2 separate regions of the Homo sapiens genome follow, and region 2 is linked to region 1. The links are chromatin loops, found by intact Hi-C in ENCODE. Cell type or tissue: K562. All regions are shown on one strand. Links, peaks and the distances in the headings refer to the core of each region. The heading gives the core; the rest is flanking DNA.

Region 1 (10,875 bases), core at 3,984-8,983:
TTGAAATGAAAGTATACTTGATTTAAGGCAATGCCAGAGAAGTATTTAAATGTAGTTTGTTCCAGGAATACATTTGTCTCCAACACTCCCTCCCTGCCTCTCCCCCTGCCCCTTGTAGTAGAACTACTAGATCATATTACCATGCAGCAATATATAGGTAGAGCAGTAAAAGATTCTCGCAGGGCCTGAAAGCTTAAGGGAATGAATAACTCCTCTCTTCTGAGGCCCAGTCCCAAGACGCAAGACCACTTGCGCCAGCAGCGTGCATCAGCAAGATAGCAAAAGCAGGACGAGAGCTGCCCGGAAGACATCTACCTGGCCAGAAGACACCTACCCTGGCCGGAAGACATGTACCCCTGAAGATAGAGAAAGAGGCCATCGTGTACTACGTAGCAGTCATGTCAGACTGGGACACTTCCTGTTTACAGAGGACTATAAAACCCCTGTCCTGTCCTCACTTGGGGCTGACGCCATCTTAGGCCTCAGCCCGCCTGCAGCCAGGCGTTCGTTAAAACAGCATGTTGCTCCACACCGCCTTGTATTGTTTGTTGGTCCCACTCTCTGGGCTCGAACCAATACAAGCACCTTTCAAGCAGTATATTCTTCAGTGTCTTGATCCTCCAAATAACTCTCTTCTAATTCCTCCTGACCACAAAAAGCACTTATACTCTAGGATGACTGATTCCAGCCCAGTGGCCTGGCAAGGGTGAATTACACCTTGCATATCACACTCTTGACATTTGTGTGCGCTAGCATAAGAATTATAATTGAAACAGGGATTTAAGTATCTCCTCTCTAGGTGCCTACCCTCCTTGGACTCAGGTCAAATTTATTAAAGGAAGTTTTGTTTCTAGATAGGTTGTTTGAAATAAAATAACAGAATGTTCAAGTAACACAGTGTACCTACAGCTTTTAACAAAATTGAGGACTTGGGTCTCGAAACAATTTCCTTTGATTTTCAGGTATTTTATCTATAAAAAGGGAGATAAAGCATTAGTTCATAGGACAGTTATATGTTTAAATGTGATAATGTATATTAACCACCTTGCATGTATTCAAATGTGTTTTGAAATCTAACGTCTACATTTTGATAGTTTAACTGTTCTACATAAGTGACTTACAACAGGCATTAAATATTGTTTGGCATTTTCATATATCTGTAACTGTATCTTAATCTACAATGAGCTTAATTTTAAGTGTAGCATAAAACAGAACCTTCAATAAAGTGGTAATATTAGGAATGATATCCAGTTATCTTATACACTTATAAAGTTACCTATAAATTCTTACGAATATTTTTCTAAAGTAAAATTTTGATTTTACTTTAATTATAGATGAGAAGCAACAAAGCAACATTTATAACAATTTATCCCACTCAGGCATTTGTTCCCACCAAATGTGTATATTGATATACGTACACATAAAATATTCCTGTGTTAGATTGTCGTCACATCACTTATATAAACTATTAACCCACTACAAACAAATTTGTTTTTCAAGTATTACAGTTGCATTGATTTTGATTTTGAAAATATGCATTCAACTATCCATTGCTTCTATGGAAAAGGACGGGTAATTCTTAGCACCAACCATTAGAGCATTAATGTCAACCGTAAAAGGAAACATCATTGACCTGGGGCAAGGGCAGGGGCAGAGGGGAGATAAAGGACAGAGAATATTATCTTGGGAAAGAGTTCAACTCTAGAGATTTAACTGGTTCTCATATAGTCTGCATAATGGTATCTGCAGCTCAAAGGTAATGTATCTGATTAGAGTTACACTAGGGGAAATAGGGCAGAGTTAATTAATCATTTTGTTATTTTGGGAGATTTTACACTTATAGTTGCTCGCATCACTAACAAGTAACTTTTAGACACCACATAACATGTCTATGACCTCATTTGTGTATTTACTGAATACTTATTGTAACTAGGAAGTATTGAATGCCACTGTTCTGAGTGCTTGGTAACTATTATCTCACTTAGTCTTTACAATCTCATTTCATCCATGAGGTAGGTACTATAGATGAGGAAAATGAGATGTCAAAATTTCAGTAACAACCCTGAGGTCACACAAGCAATAAATGATAGTTTTGAATGCATAAACCATAGTCTTAATCATTAAATTCCCATGAGGCTTCTGCAATGGATCTAACACCTGGGTGTCAGTGCTGCTGGTTCATAGACCACACTTTAAAAATCATGGCAGTAGACAATGTGAAGTGTCCATTTACACACTATTTTACCAGAAGCCAAAACTACATTTCAAGGACAAGCTTGTTCATACTTAGTTCTGTGGTATTAATAACAACTGAAATATCTGATATGTCAGCCCAATAGAATTGCTATAAGATTTTCTGGGTCTTGCTAATAAATTTAGACTGAACTAATGTTCAGAAATTATGTGAGATAACTTTATAAAATGTAGTTTAACATATAATGGTCAACAGTGTTTTGCAGTTATAATACAATTCTTCTTAAATATTGAGTATTTTGTCTTCACAATATACCTAAGTGATAAAGTATAATCACTAACACTGAGGAAAGAGAAACCCAAGGCAAGTGGCCACCATCACAGGTCACTTAGGCAGCAGGACAACACACATCCAGGCCTTCCCATGCCACATCCAAATCTTCTCTTCCATTAGCCGACCTTGACATTGGACTGTATTCCACTAATTAACTAAAACTAAATAAAGAAAAATGCTACTTAGCTACTGAAACAGCTAAGATAGCCACATTCTGATTTTGATTTTAATATATAGATAATCAAGGCCAAGGTGATATGACAACATTGAGTAATTTTCGGTTGTCTTACATTAACATAAACCTTATTGAATACAAAACATGGCTGCATGTATCATTTTATTACGCTGCTAAAAAAACCTGTAATTTAAGGACTTTTTTTAGTCTTATCGACTCCCTTAACCCAAGGTCACCTATAGGAGATGTATCATTTATTTCCCAGATCTGTAGGTTTGTGTTAACTGGAGGAGATTAGTCATTTCACCTCTACATTTATTTTAATAGAACTAAATATGTTACAAATACTGTCTTCCTCATATACGGATGTTCTACAATTTTATAAAATCATACTCAGAGTTCAGAGTTGATCTCTAGATGTCAAGTGTATTTACCATCTTTAGAGGGCTAATATTTTCACATCAAATAAAATTCCTCGAGGTTACTGTGGAGACAAAGTAATGAAGACAAATCAAGAAATGCTGTCAGTCTCTAGAGGATGAAAATGCCAGAATCTCCACATGAGAAAAAAAACCTCAGAATAGACAGCAACAACGCTTATCAAGTCCAGGCCCTATAATCATGTTTTATGATTTATAACGTTATTTTTCTGACAACTGGCAGAATAGCTCCATTCTTGAAAGAAATGCCTAACTGGCACCTCATCCTCACTGTGCTCACCCAATAAAGTTTGAAATAATTTTAATAATAATGAATTTATTTTGGAAAATTGTATTTTCTCTTCATGTGTACACATACCTCTAAAACTAAAACTGTGCAAGAGGCTCTCCATGGGAGTTGAGAACTATGGTGCTCCAATCATGCTGAGCAAGAAACCCTAAGATCCCCCTCATTACATGATAGTGGTTGGTTAGAATGGTGGGTGTCCCGGGATGACCAATCCCTTCAACCCCTAACATGGGTTAATTATTTCATATTAGCCATCAGGATTAGTAAAGCAAGCATCACAGTATCTGGCTAGTTAAAAAAAAAAAAAAGAAGAAGGTCAGGTAGAGAATCATCAATGACTAATAGTTTTCTCCTCTCATTAATTTTTGCTGGTGTCTATTCTAGAAGATATGGATGGCATAAAAGTCAATAGAATAGATAATATGGATTCTGCATACTTCTCTCACTTGTCATTGGCCGTTGCTTCCAGACATGCTGGTCTTTCTATCCTCAGTTCCTCAAAGGCATCAAGCTCCTCTCAGCTCTTGGCCTTTAGACTTAGGGGTCCCTCTGCCCACGATAAACATCCTCAGCCTTACTCCTGGGTTCTCTAGTGATCTATGTTTTTATAGTGGTACATTTCCTTCAGACCACTTGCAATGAGCAATCCATCTAACTCATTTAATGTCTGACTTTTCTACTAAACAATAACAATGTCAGAATGGGGTTTTGCTTATTCACCATTGTATTCTTATCACTGTTCACAGTGCTTGGCCCCCAGTAGTTCAATATTTGCTGAATAATGGTTCATGCACAAGAATGTAGACTCCTGAGGCATTGCACATGTTTACATCCCTTAAAATAACTAGTGAATAACATCTTTGCATATGAAGGCAATTAATATGTGGTGAATTCTTAAATTTAAAATATTTTGCAGGAAGAAATAGAGAAATGTCCAGATGGGATTGTAAATAAATTCAATCCTAAATGAAAAAAGGCTTCTCCAGTGAGAACATACTTAACTTTGACCTTTTGATTAAGTGTCATCAGTAAAGTATTTATGGGCTATGACTTGCATGGATTTATTACCTAGCTTCAGGAGCTGGATTCTTGATTTCCCTCTACTTATATATATTAGAACAGTAAAACACATAGGGATGGCTACTTTTAATTTTATAGGTCATTCAGAAATTGCATCTTGTAGAAAGTAATGATATCTTAGAGTTTTGGTTATTCACCACTGCAATTTGGAATGTTTGGTGTAATTTTAAAATTCCTAAGTTTTTTCCCCCTTTCTTCTATTCATCCTTTTGGCCACTGAAGCATTGCTGCATGGATTTGTGATATTTCAATAATGAGAAATGAGAGGCAAGGTACTTTAATACTTTTTATTATTTAATAGCTCAAGCTTATCACCTTGAAAATTGTAATATATCAGTAACAACCAACATTCAGGTAAGACATCACCACACATTCTTCTCTTCAACAAATAAATGCTAACTTGTGGTTCAAAGTCAAAAGATTTAATTTCTGAGAAGGCATGTTTAAATTCATCATCTAGGGATATTCTGGAAATATGCTATGGATGGAACTTTTATCAACTGTCCAGGAAGAAATGTATTATTACTTCCTAAAAATGTTTGAACAAAAGCTATTACTTTGAATGATGTATTCTCCATAGGTAATTGCTGTTTAGACATCAGAAACTAGCTCACACAGACTCACACTTACACATCTTTGTTTTACTCTTCTTTATAACAAAGACAAATTCAAAAACAAAATAAGATATTCCACCCCCAAAAGGTAGATAATCTTTTTATCTAAAAAAAAAAATCCATTCTGGAAAACTATTTTTATGGCTCCTCAGAACTTAGGATAAAGACTATATCCAATAACGAGGCTTCAAAACCTAAGCCATGTTCCACTGTTTGCAGTTACCTTGGACTTTAACTAGATGTGCAAGTTGACTTCTGACCATGGGGAATCCTCTCCATGACTGGATTATGGATTGTTGAGGCCATGGCAGATAACCAGTTCCACAGAAGCAACTTCATGTTCTTCTGAGGAAGATCCATAGCACTGTGGAACAAGGAATATCAATAAGCGATGACACAAGAGCCTGCAAATGAGGTTAACAAAATATAACCCTCAAAAATGAACTCTGATGGTGGAAAAATCTATGAGGAAAAATATTGTTGAAAAAATACAGGGATTGAAAATGGCTTCAGTTATGTTAAGAGCACTGGTGAACATTTAGTAGCGTTAGAATGTGCTTCTTACGCATGTAATAAACTATCTCTTGATTCCAAGCTCATTAAGTGGCCAAGTTGTATAAATTTGTTTCAAAAACAAACGCTTTTTCAGCATTGCCAGATTTAAAAAAACAACAGCAACTCTGTTTTCTAGAGGGGAAAACACCAAATGAAAATATTCAAATGGTAGTAATAAAATACTTGGCCTTTAATCAGTTCCAGTAAAATTATATTTGAAAGCTTCCCCACCACCCACCCATAGTCATACACATACGCATCAAATTTTAAACATTTTATAATGGCCAAAGAAGGTGTTTACATAGATCTGTTTATTAATGGAACTCACTTTTTAATCAGTTTTTAATAAATTGCTAATCCAGTTTAGCCTCAAATCAGTTCCATCCCTTTTCTCAATCCCTTTTCTGATGTCTAACAGTTAAAGTCCTGTGCCATGAACAGGGATTCCTGTGGCACTTTGGGAATTATCTGCTCTGGGTTTAAAAAAGTGCAGCTTATAAAGTTCTCTCTCTTTTCTTCAGCCTCTACGAAGATTGATAAAGGCATTTCCAGAGGCAAGTGAAATTCTTCCCCTCTCTGCTCGTTCTCCTCCAGGACCTCCTCTTCCTCTTCCAGCTCCTCCTCTTCCAGCTCCTCCTCTCCCTCCTCCACATATTCAGCCTCTTCGACCTCTTCTTCCTCCTCATCTTCGACCTCTTCCTCCTCATCTTCGACCTCTTCTTCCTCCTCGCTCGCCTCCTTTGCATCACACACCTCCTGGTCATACTCCTCCTCATCATCATTTTTCTTCTCCTCCTCTTCTTCCACCAGCAGCGGGGCAAGAGACTGGTTTTCCTCTGGGTTGGGACTGAATGCTAGAGAGGGATTCTGCACAAAGCCATACAGAGTTTCCTGCAGTCCCCAGGTTTCCTTGCTGCCGCCAGGGGGCGCGTCGTTTCCGGAGGATCTGGCTGGGGAGGCCTCGCCGCTCACCGTGGCCTTCTGCGCCCGCAGCGCCTCCTGCTGACGCTCCACCTTCTCCTGCTGCCTCATGTCCTCGTAGATCTGGTTCATGATGAATTGGGTGGTGTTGGGCGGCGCTCGCATGCCAGGCTCTCTCCACTCATACAGCTTGACCGGCCGCGGCAGCGTGCTCACATCCGCTGGCGGGCTCCGCGGGTAGGAGTGGCGAGGGTGGTGGCGCAGGCCGCGGCCTCTGCGGCCCCAGCGCTTCTTCCTGCCTGGGGGCTTCACCCAGCCAGGGTTCCAGGACCCGCTCCAGCAGGAGCAGCAGCAAAAGCAGAGAGGGTGCAGGCCATACACCCGAAACACTTGCACCGGGCAGGGGAATTTCCAGAATCCTGGAGGGGGTGGGCGCCAGGGCCCTCCCCAGCACCCCCAGTTAGAGCACACGGGTGGTTGGAACCAAAAGCCCGGGCCGTGCTGTTGCTTCGGCTGCTTCCTTGGGGGCCCATACTCGGTCTTGGGGCTATATCGGTGCGGTCTATTGTACGCTGGAGCACCCGGGCGCCTTCGATGGCAGGACGACCAGGAGCTCAAGGAGGCCGAGTGTGCCCAGCCACAGCCACAGCCGCCGCCGCCACCGCCGCCCAGGTTCAGAGGGTCTTCCCTTGTGTCGAGGGTCTGAGTCATGGTTCAGGGAGCTCCGAGAGGTCCAGATGGTAGCGACCTGAAGCTGTCGTCAAGTTTTGCCAGGTAGGACGGTCAGAAGAGCCTCGTCTCGTCAACCTGTCTCTCCACGCAGCGCCACGTGTCTACCCCTGGGATCACGTTTTCCTCTCCAGGAGGCTGCTCTCTTCCTGGTTTGCACGCTCTTCGGTAGTAATCGCTTGTCCTTCGCACCTGGGTTGTCTCGCCCAGGTGTGCTGGGTGGGACTGGGGCTGGGTAAGGATGGTGGGGGAGGAAGGTGTTGGCAGGCGACACGCAGTGAGACCCACTCCCGGGTCCCCACCACACCCGGCTCTGCTGAGGCACGGGCTGGGGCCGGGGGAGGCAGGGGTTGCGCAGTTACCTGCTGCTCCCTCTCAACCCAGGTGCTTCACTGTCGCCGTCCTGGCAGGACTGTGGTGGCGAGGGCAGCGGCAGCCTTTAAATACTGGCTGTGGTCTCCCGCGTGCCCACTGCGTTCTTGGTCACCCAGGGCAACAGCCAATTGGGGTCGAAATCGTCCTCCCTGTGTGCAAGGCCGGGTTCTGTCCGGAACCAGGCTCCAGGTGAACATTCGCAGGGGGCTTGTGACGCAGCGTTTGGGGGAGGTGAAGAGGGGTCCAGGCTGGGTTTCTGCTGCTCAATTCAAGCAAGTCTGGAGGCAGTTTATCCGAAAGCTTTGTATCACCTTGAGGCGGGGGTTTAGAAGATGGGCCTTCATCTGAACCCGGTGGGGGCGGGAGAACTTGAGTTTTGAAAACCCCACATTCTACACCTTTGGAGGGCCTAAGGGATCATGGAAAATTACTGGAGAAAGGAAACTTTGCCCAACCTCTTACCTTCTGGCCGGTGCCAACTCTTCTTACTCCTGAGAATTGGGATTCATAATACATAAAACAAGACCACGAACATTTATTATTGCATGTGCTCACTGACAAATAATCCTGTCATCTACCCTGAGAGGTAGGCGTATCTTATCACCTGTCACAGATGAGGGAACTGAGAGCTTAATTTCCCCATGGTTGTGGGGCTAATAAATTTCCAGGCTACGATTTAAGCCTAAACCTGTTTGACCCAAAAGTTAGGTTCCTAATGACATTGCTATGTGTTCTACCAAACCCCCAGTAGGACCCTTGTGATAACTAAATGACATAACATTTGGGAAGGTACTTTGCTATTGGTAATATACCGTACATGTGTACCTCAATTAAACAAATATTATTATTACCATAATGAATACCACAGGTTTGTCCTTGGGAAGAGGAATATTCTGATTGTCTTTCCTTTTGTCCCTTCACTGACCATACAGCATATACACGGGAAGCCTTTAAAGCATTGTGGTTAAGCATATGGGTTTTAATTTAAATAAATGGGATTCAACTTCAACTCACCAATTATTAATCTCTGTAAGCCTCAGTTTCCTTACCCATACCATGATTATACTACCTTTTCCATACGGTTGTGTAAAGAATTAAATGCATATAACAGGTCCTCTAATATTAATGTTTTGCTCAATGTCATTTCCTTATAACGTTGCTGAGGCAAAACAACAACAATAACAAAACCACGTTTCATTATATGTCTTCTCATTTAAAAGTAGCAGTTTCCAAGAACCTATGATGCTAAGTGAGGACTTACTGTAATTCCTTCAAGTACTTAGTGCAGGTACCCTGTAAGTACTCAGTAACTGTTAACTATCATCCTTATTTGTAAATACTTCATGACTTCTAAAAGAGATGATATAGTATATGTAAAGGCACTTGTTCTTGATGCAAAAATAGGCATCCCCACCCTGGCTTGTGTCCTTTTCTTGTCCTTCTTTGTAAAACGTCAAGGAAAGTGCTACCATACTTGGTCCTAGAGAAAACCGTCTCAGTTTATATCCCTTTCTTACTTTTCTGTGCTGAGTGGAATTGCACAAAATGGAAAACTGCCTGCTGGGAACTTCAGTCTATATAAGGCTCCATTAAATGCCAGAAAAGCAAAATGTGTGAAAGCCCTGAAGCTGGCAAAGGTCATTTATGCATTCCTGGCTGAAAATTGAGAACATTATAGGGGGTCTTGGATCAGGACTCCAACATTTGCCCTGAGACCTGTAGAATCCACAGGCTTCATTTAATTTCATTTGCTCTGTGGTTTGCTGAGGACACCCCTGCTTGACTCAAAGTACAGAATGCTGACATGTTTAGCCTGCAGTATCCCTTTCTAGATATGGACTCACCTTTGGCAGTTATTCTGACCCTGCTCTGTGTACTCAAAATGGAATGGTGAGAGCCCAGTTTTATTTTTTTCTAAGGACGTGTGTTATGCAAAAATGGGTTTTAATTGAGAGCATTACAGATGGACCATGTTGCTGTGTTGAAATTCCAATCAGTTTCTTTTTGTTTTAAAAGAGATGGTTAACTCATTTTACAGGTAATTAAGGACATCATTTTTTGATCAGTTGATGTGACCTTTATACAGTTAATCTTGGCATTATATACTTTTTGCATGGTGAGAATATTTATTCTCCCTACTGAACAACATTGACACGTTATTGGCTTGCCCGAATTTTCTTAAGAGAAGCAGCAATTTATTATTTTGATTATGATTTTAATTTTACAGAGATTGGAATTATAATACAAGTTTTGAATGTACTGGTAAATCATCCAAGAAAATTTACCACTAAAGCATGTTAAACAAAAAGTCAGACATTTAATTAATTTTTAAAGACACTTTTATAGTTCTTTTTTTAGTGACAAATTATTGTATATATATATGGCACCATGTGATATTTCCATACATATATACTTTATGAAATGATCAAATTAGGCTAATTAGTATATTCAAGTATTTGTCGTTTAATTGTGGTGAGAATTTAAAATCCTCTCTTATAGCTATTTTGAAATACACAATACATTGGTGTTCATTGTAGTCACCTTGATGTGCATTAGAACACCAAAACTTACTCCTTCTCCCTACCTGTAACTTTGTACCTGTTGACCAATGTAAGGACACATTTTTAATTGACCCATATTCTTTCAATACCATGAAATGAAATATTCTGATTCAATATTGAAATATAACACATTCATCCTGTTGTTGAATATTGTATTAGCTTTCTGTTGCTGCATAACAAATGATCACAACCTTGGTTACTTAAAACAATATACATTTATTATCTCAAGGTTTTCAGGAATCAGGGGTCCAGGAATATCTTAGTGGGCCCTTTGTCCATGGGTGCAACAGGCTGTGATATGGTTTGGCTGTGTCCCTACCCAAATCTCATCTTGAATTGTAGCTCCCATAATTCCCACATGTTGTGGGAAGGAGCCAGTGGGAGATAATTGAATCATGGGGGTGGTTTCCCCATACTGTTCTCGTGGTAGTGAATAAGTCTCACGAGATCTGATGGTTTTCTAAGGGGAAACACCTTTCTCTTGCTTCACATTCTGTCTTGCCTGCCACCACGTAAGACGTGATTTTGCTCCTCCTTTACCTTCTGCCATGAGTGTGAGGCCTCCCCAGCCAAGTAGAACTGTGAGTCCATTAAACCTCTTTTTCTTTA
Region 2 (10,875 bases), core at 2,866-7,865, 400 kb after region 1:
GATGTGGAAGTTGGCACAATAACTTACATGCACATTCCACTGAAGGGGAGAATTTCAGTCACAAGGCTGCACTTAAAATTAAGAGCTTTTATTACTAGCAGGAATAAAGAAAGAAATACTGAGAGATAATTGGCAGGCTCTTCTACAGTGGACTTCGAGTCCAACAAGCAAAGCTCCATATTTATAATCTTTGAGAATTTTTGTTTCCCAGACACCAGTCTCTGTGCTCTGCCCAACCTCTGTCCCTCAGTTTAATATTCTTTATTTTGAAGTAATTGTTTTTAAAACTAGCCTTGGAGATATACGCACAAGTCGTTTAACAAATCTCTCCTACCAGTTGTATATAATAAATGTTCCCCTTTGTTGGGTGCAGGCTGTTTAATTGGATTTATTAGTCCTATATTTTTAGTTTGTAACACAAAATTTGTTTGGCTTTGTTTTCAGTCCTTGAATGTTTCATGTTATGAGGCTCTTAGTTGACTTTAGACTATAAGTCATGGGCAAAAGGACCTTTCTTTGTTTCCTTCCTTTTTTGCATCCAGGAATGCTTCCTTCATCTTAGGTTGATATCTTTCTTCTAGTTAGGGTTGCCAGAAAAAAATACAATATGCCTAGTTAAATTTGAAATTCAGAAAACTTTTTTTTGTAATATAAAGTATATTGCATGTAATAATTTGGACATATTCATACTTCAAAAAGTTGTTATTATTTATAAAAGTAGTCAATATTTAAAGTTAAGTAGGTGTGCGATGTTTTTATTTGTTAGCAATTCCACTCTTAGAACAAAACTGAAAGCTGCAAGAAATAGCTATTTTCCCCCTAAAATAATACATGGTCTATAACCCAACTCACAATAAGCATCATAGTGACCAAAGGCTTTGCAAGAGCAAAGCAAGGCACCAGCCTTGAAACTTGAATAGTCTAGTCCTCACCTCACTCCTTCAGATGATCCCATCTGCCAATTTCATATCTTAGAATATGTTATGTATAGAATCTCACTTTGGTTACAAAATTTTTACCAGAGAGGATGTTCTGACTGCAAGTGCCAGAAATTCACCTGAAAATAAGTATCGTAAGTAAAAAGGGGAATGGATACTTGATTTGCCAAATGTCCTGTGACAAGGAGGCTCGAGGATTAATGCAGTGGTTGAAGAATAGAATTAGGAACCAGGCTCTGTTCTTTCATACTGCTCTGCCACTATTTTTTTCCTCATTGTCACAAGATGGTTGCTACATTTCAGGGGTCACATGCAGACAAGATCCTATTCAGTGGACCAAAAATGATTATTTCTGAGCTGCTTTATAAAAGAAAGGAAATCTTTTAAAAATGACCTCAACTGATTTCCTCTCACATGTCATTGTCCAGCACTGGGCTATATTTATATCCCTAAATCAACTACTATCCAGGGCAAGAGAGTATGCAATTGGATTATTTATCAACATTTACCTCTGAGAAATATTCAAGAAAGATGGATACCCAATACACATTACCAGTAAGGAAGTAGAATTGGAAAGCAATAACAAAAAAAGGAATTTATAAAGGACTATCAATCATAATTTTAAAAAGTAGGCTTCTAATAGAATAATTTTTTAAGATGCGTCATTTTTCTTGTGAAGTGTCCACAAAAACTGACCATTAAATAAGCTACACAGAAAATCTCAAAAAATTGCAGAAGCAAATAACATATAAGAAGTTAACAAGTGAAAGCCTCTAAAATTTGTATGTGTATAGTTTTAAAAACATATTTATCAGTAAGTCTTAGAGTAAAGAAGGAAATCAAAATAGGAAATTACAAACATTTATAAATACTATAACAAGCATATAATATTTAAATGCTCAAAGAGTAAAGCAATAGTAATCAAGACAGGATGGTATCGGTGAAAGAATAGACAAATATATCAATGGATAAGAAGTGGGAGCCCAGAAATAGACTCATATAAATATAGATAACTGGTCTTTGACAGATAATATAGCTTAGATATTTGTCTCTTCCCAAACCTCATGTTGAAATGCAATCCCCAATGCTGGAGTTGGGGCCTGGTGAGAGGTCAATGGATCTTGGCGGGAGATTTCTCCTGAATGATTTAACACCAACCTCTTGGTGCTGTCCTCAAAATAATGAGTGAGTTCTTGTGAAATCTGGCTGTTTAAAAGTGAGTGGCACCTCCCTCTCTCTCACTTGCTCCTGCTTTTAGCATGTTACGTGCCTGCTACCCCTTCGCCTTCTGCCATGATTGTAAGCTTCCTGAGGCCCTCCTTAGAAGCTAAGCAGATGCCAGCAGCATGCTTCCTATAAAACCTGCAGAATCATGAGCCAGTTAAACCTCTTTTCTTTATAAATTACCCAGTCGCAGGTATTCCTTTGTAGTAATGCAAAAACAGCCCAATACAACAAAGGAGCAAAAGCAATATCATGGAGCAAGGATTGTTCTTTCAGCAAACGGTGATGGAACAAACGTCATGTACTGCAAAAGTTAATGTCAAAAGAATGAGAAAATAAGCCACAGAATAGGGCAAATATTTGCAAAAGACACTTCTGAGAAAGGACCGTTACCCAAAATACATGACGAACTCTTAAAAATCAACAATAAGAAACTAACAACTAATTTAAACATGGCTAAAGACCTTAACAGATACCTCATCAAAGAAGATGTATAAATACCAAATAAATACCAAATACCAAATAAAAGATGTCCAACACCTTATTTGTCTTAGTCTCTTTAACCTATTATAACAAAATGCCATAAATTTGGTAGCTTATAAGCAATATAAATTTATCACAGTTCTGTTTTTTTTTTGTTCAGATAAAATATTATAGGTTTATTTATTTAAAACTTAATTCTCACATTGGGTATGCAAAATACAAACTCCATAAAATGTTCATTTTACTTTGTACTTTACAAATATACAAAATACGCTGGGTGTGGTGGCTCACCCCTGTAATCCCAGCACTTTGGGAGGCTGGGGTAGGTGGATAGCTTGAGGTCAGGAGTTCAAGACCAGCCTGGCCAACATGGTGAAGCCCTGTCTCTAGTAAAATACAAAAATTAGCTGGACATGGTGGTGGGTGCCTGTAATCCCAGCTATTTGGGAGGCTGAGGCAGGAGAATCACTTCAACCTGGGAGTCAGAGGTTGCAGTGAGCCGAGATCATGCCACTACACTCCAGTCTGGGCAACAGAGCAAGACTCCATCTCAAAAACAAAACAAAACAAAAAACAAAAAACAAAACAAAAATATACAAAATAGAAATTTATTTAAATTTATATCATATATTTATTAAAGCAAGGAAGTATACACACACAAAAAATCTGTTCTTGGGAATAAACCATTGTACAAATTATTGCACATCTAAAACCACAGTGCATAGAGATTGTATAAAAATGTCAAAGATGTATGCCAGATGTATTTACCTGACTTAGGTCACAATGTAGATCAGAAGACAAAGATTGGGGTGCCAAGTTCTGATGATCAGGTTCTGATGAGGGCCCTTTTTCAGGTTGAAGCCTGGGGACTTCTCACTGTGTTCTCAGATGGTGGAAGGAACAAGAGAGCTCCTTGAGCCTATAAGGACACAAATTCCATTGATGTGCATTACCCTTGTCATCTCCCACAAAAGCAGGGATTTGGGGTCTGTTCTATTTAGTGATTTTTACTTGAGCATTGTGTGGAATATAGTAGATGCTTTCTAACTCTGTTGTATGTCAAAAATGAATCATTATCATTTTATGGATGACAACATTAAGGCATAGAGAGGTTAAGCACATTTCCCAAGACTGCTCATGAAATAAGTGGCAGGAGTGGGATTAGAAGCTAGTCAGTCTGTCTCCAGAGTTAAGGATTTCAACTTCTATGCCACATTGTCTCCACAGGGCTAGAGTTACCGTACTGGTAATATAGCCAGATTTATGTAGTGAGAACCAAACTGTGGGAAAAAAATCAATAAATATGATACTTCAAGCAATTATATAAATAACAGCTAAAACAAAAGAGAACTGAAATGAGAATGTGGCACCCTAGAACAGCTGACATGGGACAAAAATACCTTGGAACCCACACTCCGAGTCAAGAAAAAAATCAGCATTTATTTCAGAGCCTTGGTATATTATAAAATTATTTTATGTTTCAGTTAATCATACAGCAAATATATTCTAATGATGGCCAAAATTAATTATGCTCCTTGGTAGAAGTGATATAAACTTTTAAAAATAACTATTCTTTTCTGTTTGTTTTTACTTATTTTAAGTTTAGGGGTACATGTACAGGTTTGTTACATAGATAAACTTGTGTCATGAGGGTTTGTTGTACAGATTATTTCATTACCCAGGTATTACGCCTATTACCCATTTGTTATTTTTCATGATTCTCTCTCTTCTCCCACACTCCACTCTCTGAAAGGTCCCAGTGTGTGCTATTTCTAGCTGTGCACCCATGTGTTCTCATAACTTAGCTACCACTTATAAATGAGAACATGCAATATTTGGTTTTCTGTTCTTGTGTTAGTTTGCTAAAGATAATGGTCTCCGGCTCCATTAACATCCCTGCAAAAGACATGATCTCATTCTTCTTTATGGCTGCATAGTATTCTATGGTATATATGTGCCACATTTTCTTTATCCAGTCTATCATTGATGGGCATTTAGGTTGATTCCATGTCTCAACTACGTTTTAACAGAGACACAAACCAAGCCTTGATGAGGGATTCTTGTTATATCATTCTGAGAACGTGTCTCTTTGCCTTCTTTCTAGCCTCTGTATGGGTTGGAGGAGTCTTGCCTGTGAAATGTTTCCAAGAGTACAAGCCCAGTAGCAGCACTGGTTGCAAAAGAGGTAATAAAATGTTCAGGATTAGGGATCCCCAAGTGGGCCAGCTGAAGACCATACTGCCATGAGAGAATTGGTAGACAATGGATATTGTAAAACAAATCAGAAATCCTACTTTTTTCTTTTTCTGAACAAGTGGAAGTGAATTTCAGGGACCAAGGCAAGGAAGAAGCATTGTGCTCTGAAAGTGTCCTTGACTGCACTTCTGGTTATTGTCAGGAATATTATGTGTTATGTTTGCTGGCGTATGCCTTTCCTCTATCCTCAGTGTTCTTGCTTTTCCATTATTGTAAAACCAGGACTCAGTAATCTTAGTAATGGCAGTAATCTTAGTAAATGGTAGTAATCGTAGCAAATTGCCTTAACCTCTTTGAGCCTACTTTTCATTATCTGTAAAATAGGGCTACTAGCCCTTAATATGTAATGTTTTCATAAATATTTAATGAGTTGAAATTTAGAGTGCTATGCATATGCCGTGGCAATTAGCAATCAATAAATAACAAATAATAGTAGCCACTATTAATGCTATTTATCTGAGACCTAACACATGAGCTTGTCACACAATATGTGTTCATTAAACATATGTTACACATATGAGTCTGATTGTGAACTTTTACAGAAGACTGACTACCTCTTCCCTAGACCCCATCATATTGAGGTACTCCTAGTTGGTGCTTAGTGCATTTGTTCATGCTAAATATTTACAGGGATTCAACAGAGAACAAATCTGGTGTTGAAAGTATCGAAATTTAGAGTCTGATGAAGACGCAGTCTCCAATTTTTCTACCTGGTAAAGTTGCCCTGGTGTGGATATTATACTTTGTCTTCCGTCATGTAAATGAGCTTTCTTAGTCTGTTCACTAGCACTGGCCTCAAGTTGATGTCCCTCTTGCTTGATCTTAGGGATGGCTGGCATCTTGAAACATTTTCTCCATGCCAGTAGTCATATTTGAAAAAGGAGGTGGTGAGTTCTCAAATATGACAGAATGTCTATGTTTTAAAATTTGCTGAATATGGGAAATTGCCTTGGGCACGGCTTTCATTAGATGCTGGGGTTACAGACCTGGGTGCTGAGTTAAGCTGCATCGCCATCTCGTGGTCAGTTGATGTGGTGGCCAGAGACAGAGCGTTTAATGAGTATGTGAGTGAGCAGATTTCATATGCTAGAGTTGAAGGGAACTTGGGGGTCACCTTGTAGACCTCTCTTACTTGTACACAAGAAAAATGAATAGAAGAAAAGAAATGACCCAATCTTTTTGTTACAGAGGTTAATCACAGAATTGCCATCCCATTTAGTTGCTATTTCTCTCAACAGTGTGCAATATAGGATGTGTGTCTTTAGCTGAATACTTGAGTTTTCATGTAGTTGCATGACTTACTATGAACATGAACGCTCTTACTTTTAAAATGGGGCTGATATTATTGTTGTAAGTATCAGTTGAATGATGGAGTATGCAAAAGGACTTTATAAATAATTAATTATTGAAAGAAATCTAAATATTATGTTTTAAAATTTTTTTGGTGTGGAAACAGATGCCGTCTCATTCAAAGTTGCATCTGCAGTTGAAAGCCACTCACTTATTTATTCATAAGTTAACTTCCATGAGTATGTATTGGGCAGTTGCTATGTCATCACCACAGGAAGAAAGGACACAAAGAGTAAGAAAACACAGACTTAACTCTTAAATAAATTACAGTCTAATGATGAAGAAAACATTAATACAATGTGCAATGTGTTGTGATAACAGATATTAGAGTAGATCCCAGAGACTGGTGCCAACTTCAGTGCTTGCACATAAAAAGAGAGTGTTCAATTCTGTGAGTTGGGGTGGAGCAGGGTTGCAAAGACAGAATAAGCTTTATATAGGCAAAAATAAACTTGAGTTAAGTCTCAGGTAAATACCAGTAGTATGCCAGGGAAATAGGTGAGGGCAGTTGGGAAAAGGAAATTATGTATATGAAATGCTAAAACCCTGAAAAACAAAACTTTAAAAAGAACAATATTATCTTATAGTTATGAAAATATTTTAGTTCTGGACATATGTCTTAAGGAACTCATGGATCTCATTCCAAACAAATGACAAAATAATTTGGCTTGGGGCCAGTATTTCATAACATATAATAAAATTTGATATTTTTTGAAATTATGAAAACTAAGATAATTTTAAATTGTGGAATACGTTATACCATAAAGAGTCAATAGAAAATGATGAGAATCAAATGCTTTATGAAAGCTCATCTAGACTAATGGTTTTATCAATTTCTATATTACACACTCATCTTTTAGTTCCATGTATTAACAGCTGTTGGAGTTTTTTTCTATTTCCCTTTCATCATACCAGGTATTTGAAAGAAAACCTTAATGGCCTAAAAGTCATACTTTCTCATTTCAAATTCCTTCTAGTTTTCTTCACTATCCTCTGGCATTCAGAGAATTGCTTTGTAGACATATTGATTGACGGCCATCTATCCACACATCAGGCATTCTAAATGGCTCCCTTCTGGACTATCTCAGAAGAAGAAATATTCATTAGCCCTTCAAAACACAACACTGAGGACAACTCTGTCAAAGAAGATATTTCTACGCACAGCGAAAGTCAAAAATTACATTATTCCTGGGTATGTTTTCCTCTACCTCTGCACATCAAGGAGAACAGAAAAACTTAAGTTTTTAGACAGATAACAAGGTCACAAAATAATTTGAAAAGAAAGCAAGCATAGAGAATTTCCAAAATGCATACAAGGCTGACTGTGTTTTAAGAACTTGGTTTTTGCCTCTCTCATTTTTTACTTGCCCACACAAATACCGCACTTTTCAAAGAGGTACTGTGTCCTGACTTTATGCCTGCTTAGGTTACCCATGCCTTTAAGTGCCTTCCCTACCGCTGACTCTCATCCTTACCTTTTCAGTGACAACCATCATTCAAGATTAAGCCCAGAAATTGCAGCCTCTGGGAAAGAGCTGACTTTCTAGGCTGGAATATATGCATGTTCTATATGCTCCCTTGGCACCTTGTGCTATTTTACTGTGGCAGATTGATTGATTGCAGGCATTATTCCTGTTTTTCCTGCCTCTCTGTTTCATGTGTTTTGCAGTGGAACTTTGAACCTCATCCCATCAAGAGGCTATTTCCTCATTCCTTTGAATCTGAGTTTGCCTTGTGATTTGCTCTGGCCAATAGAATGCAGAAGAATATTTGTTTGCCAGTTTCAAGCTAGCACTCAAAAAGATTGCATCGCTTATAATCGAGGACTTATAAGATCCTAATAATTGCTAGGGGAGGGATAGCATTAGGAGAAATACCTAATGTAGATGACAAGTTGATGGGTGCAGCAAACCACCACGGCACGTGCATACCTATGTAACAAACCTGCACCTTCTGCATATGTACCCCAGAACTTAAAGTATAATAAAAAATTTAAAATAATAATTGGATACTAATTAATTGCCCAGTTTCTCCATGCAGTAGTCTTCAGGCATCTGCCATTATGGTGGCTCATAAGAAAGATAACAAAATACAGATGTATTAAGGCTTTTCTACACTAAAGGATTTCACTAACATAGACCAGAAAACTGCACCCTGAGGTCAAGCGGCCTTGCACAGTATCTTTGAGACTACTATCAAGGCTTATCTTGAGAAGTGGGTACTATCAAATATGTATGCCAGCTGAGGGCAAAAGTGAAAGCAAACAACTGATAACATACATACATATCTAGTGAGTTCTTTCAATCTCAAAAGGATGCTCAATTATTTCTTTGACTACTGTCAGTTTTCATTAATTAACAGAAAAGATTACTGAGAAATATATATTACTTTGTAGGGTTAGTTGGTTTAGTGGTGTAATTATTCTTGGCAGAACTCTGAAAGGACACAAGTAATAACACCTTCAGATGCCAGTTGTCTTGGCATTGAAGACTTGAAATTATCCCTTGGTGATTTCCAATCCTGCCAAACCTCTGTGAAAAAACACGCTAGGCATATAGTGTCCCAATAAGGAAAAATCACTGCGTCAGAAAAAGTGCCTATGATCACCAATGTGCTTGAACCTATTAATTATAGGGAACTAAACATTTTCTCTGGGTTTTGTGACTCCTATTGGAGGTTTCATTGACTTCTCAGTTATCATAGTAAAAACCCTGGGACATGTGGTTTAAAGAAGGAAAATGTTAAGTGCAATTGGAGTGCGTTCCTGCTTCTCCACCACCTCCCTGAAGCCCCGTCATATCCCTTGTTAGTTCTACCATGTCTTTCAGATGCCAATTTTTAGTCCACAGGAGGAACATGAGCATGCCAGAAGCTGTCACCATGTGGAATTGTTCTGAAAGTCACACATACTGTCCTCTTCACAGGTTAACATTCCTGGCCCAAGAATTTACCATTGCAGAAAAGTAATATGGATACTTTTTGAATTATGACATAATAGTTCATATATGTGCATACACCAATGCTTAATCAGATAACCAAATGGCAATGAAAGGCAGCCATAGCTGGCCCAGCCTATGGGCCTTCCTGAAAATACCGTATTCAAAATAGTGAAATTATTCTCAGGGAGGAGGTGAGAAAAATCAGGGATTCCAAAGGGATGGTACATATTTCTGAGAATGAAAAGTGGCTCTATACCGTTCTGTAAGCCAAAGCCTGAGGTGCCTCCAACTTGTACCCACAGAGATAGTCCCTCACCAGGTATGACTTTCACTGAATTAGATCACTTCCCATCCTTTCAGTATATAAGTCATGAGTTGTGTAATTTGAAACAAAGACTGGAAAAGAAAATTGTCTATCAAGGAAGAAATGCAATTCTTCCTTACGCAAAATAAATCCAGAGATAAAGCCCAGGGCTCCTAAATTATCCCCATAGAGTCTTCCTCTATCTTCTCTTTTATCATCTTTTGTGTGTGGCTTCTATCCTCATGGTCACCTTCCAGTTCAAAACGGGGAACTCAGACCCTGGCATCACATCTATATTCCAACATAGGAAGAAGAAGGAATAGAGAGGGAAATCAGACTTTCCTAGCTGCACACGAATTTTTTTTCCACGATGCTTCACTGAAAATTGTTACCAAAAACTTAATACTACTGGCCAAAAGTTAGTCATATGTACCTGGCTGAAAGGGATGCTAGGAAAGACAGTCTGTTAGCTGTGAACATTGTTGACTCAAATTACTTTAAGTTCTATTACTAAAAAAAAAGTAGAGAATGGATACTCAGAGGACAACTAGTCAAATCTGCTCTACTAAGTTAAGGATATGAGAGAAGGAAGAGTAACAATGAACTGACCCTGAACTGATAAAAATGATGACAGGCAAGAACTTCCAGGCAAAGGGCAGAAGAGTCAGGTTAGGTTCCAAGAGTGTAAAGTCTTGGCTGCAGATTGGAGCCATCCAGAAGTTATTAGTGCAATGGAATATTAAGAAGTTTAGGATTTAGAACAAGATAAGTGGGAAAGAAACTGTGCTGTTCTGTGCACACCACCTCCTGGTTTTGCTAACTTGTTCAGGAAGAGTGCTTTACAATAAATCTGGGTCAGGGTTTTTGGCCCAAATTGGCAGAAGCTATCAATTGATTCTAAATGCTAGACCCATGTCTCCACATCCAATAGATATTATTATCAGAGTCTACCTGATCTGGAATCTGTTTGTTGCAACAAACCCTTGGGGTTAGTTGTGCACAAATCTCTAATCTTCGGAACCAGAGAGATGAGGATTGTTAATGATGGAATAAATCAACTGTTATAAACAAATTCTGGCTAAACATGTGAACACTTCCTCCTTTGCATTTTGTACTCCTAATGGTCCCTCTTTGGCTGGGGGTGGGAATTCCTTAGGTTCAGCACTGCTCCTGGGTGGACTGTCACCAACCCCCTGCTTTTCTTTGTTCTCCGTGGGTCGAGTTATTTGCCTAGTCAGGCCCAATGTGAGAACCTGTATATTTCAGTTGCAGGTGCTGAATTCATGCACTACTTTCATTCACTCTCTGTGAGCGCTGTGGAACAAGGTGTCAAGGAGGAAGTGTTCACATGTTTAACCAGAATTTGTTTATAACATTTGAT

Evidence for each region. A loop is a pair of places that touch in the nucleus more often than their neighbours do. Peaks named below come from ENCODE experiments on the same cell type or tissue, not always from the same donor. Only the 100,000 strongest peaks of a DNase experiment are listed, where the experiment ranks them.
Region 2: it touches region 1 in a loop (5-fold over the local background); 10 of 110 quality-filtered maps call a loop at or near these places.

What each region holds. Positions count from the first base shown.
Region 1 is chr12:90,947,431-90,958,305 of GRCh38, forward strand. It overlaps CCER1 (coiled-coil glutamate rich protein 1), which reads right to left and starts at 7,746. Exons shown (of 1, transcript NM_152638.4): 1 at 4,785-7,746. The coding sequence starts at 7,312. The coding sequence ends at 6,092. It overlaps LINC00615 (long intergenic non-protein coding RNA 615), which reads left to right. Exons shown (of 5, transcript NR_038868.1): 5 at 225-1,239. RefSeq lists an enhancer at 6,655-6,754. In K562, for the core only: a CTCF peak has its summit at 6,623 (motif pointing right); a DNase peak (open chromatin) is centred at 6,641.
Region 2 is chr12:91,349,672-91,360,546 of GRCh38, forward strand. The region is part of intron 2 of LINC02823 (long intergenic non-protein coding RNA 2823); the gene reads left to right. LOC105369896 (a long non-coding RNA gene) reads right to left here. Exons shown (of 9, transcript XR_001749251.2): 8 at 3,414-3,564. Among named protein-coding and RNA genes, the nearest start is that of LINC02823, 28 kb to the left of the region's middle. In K562, for the core only: a CTCF peak has its summit at 5,918 (motif pointing left); a DNase peak (open chromatin) is centred at 5,890.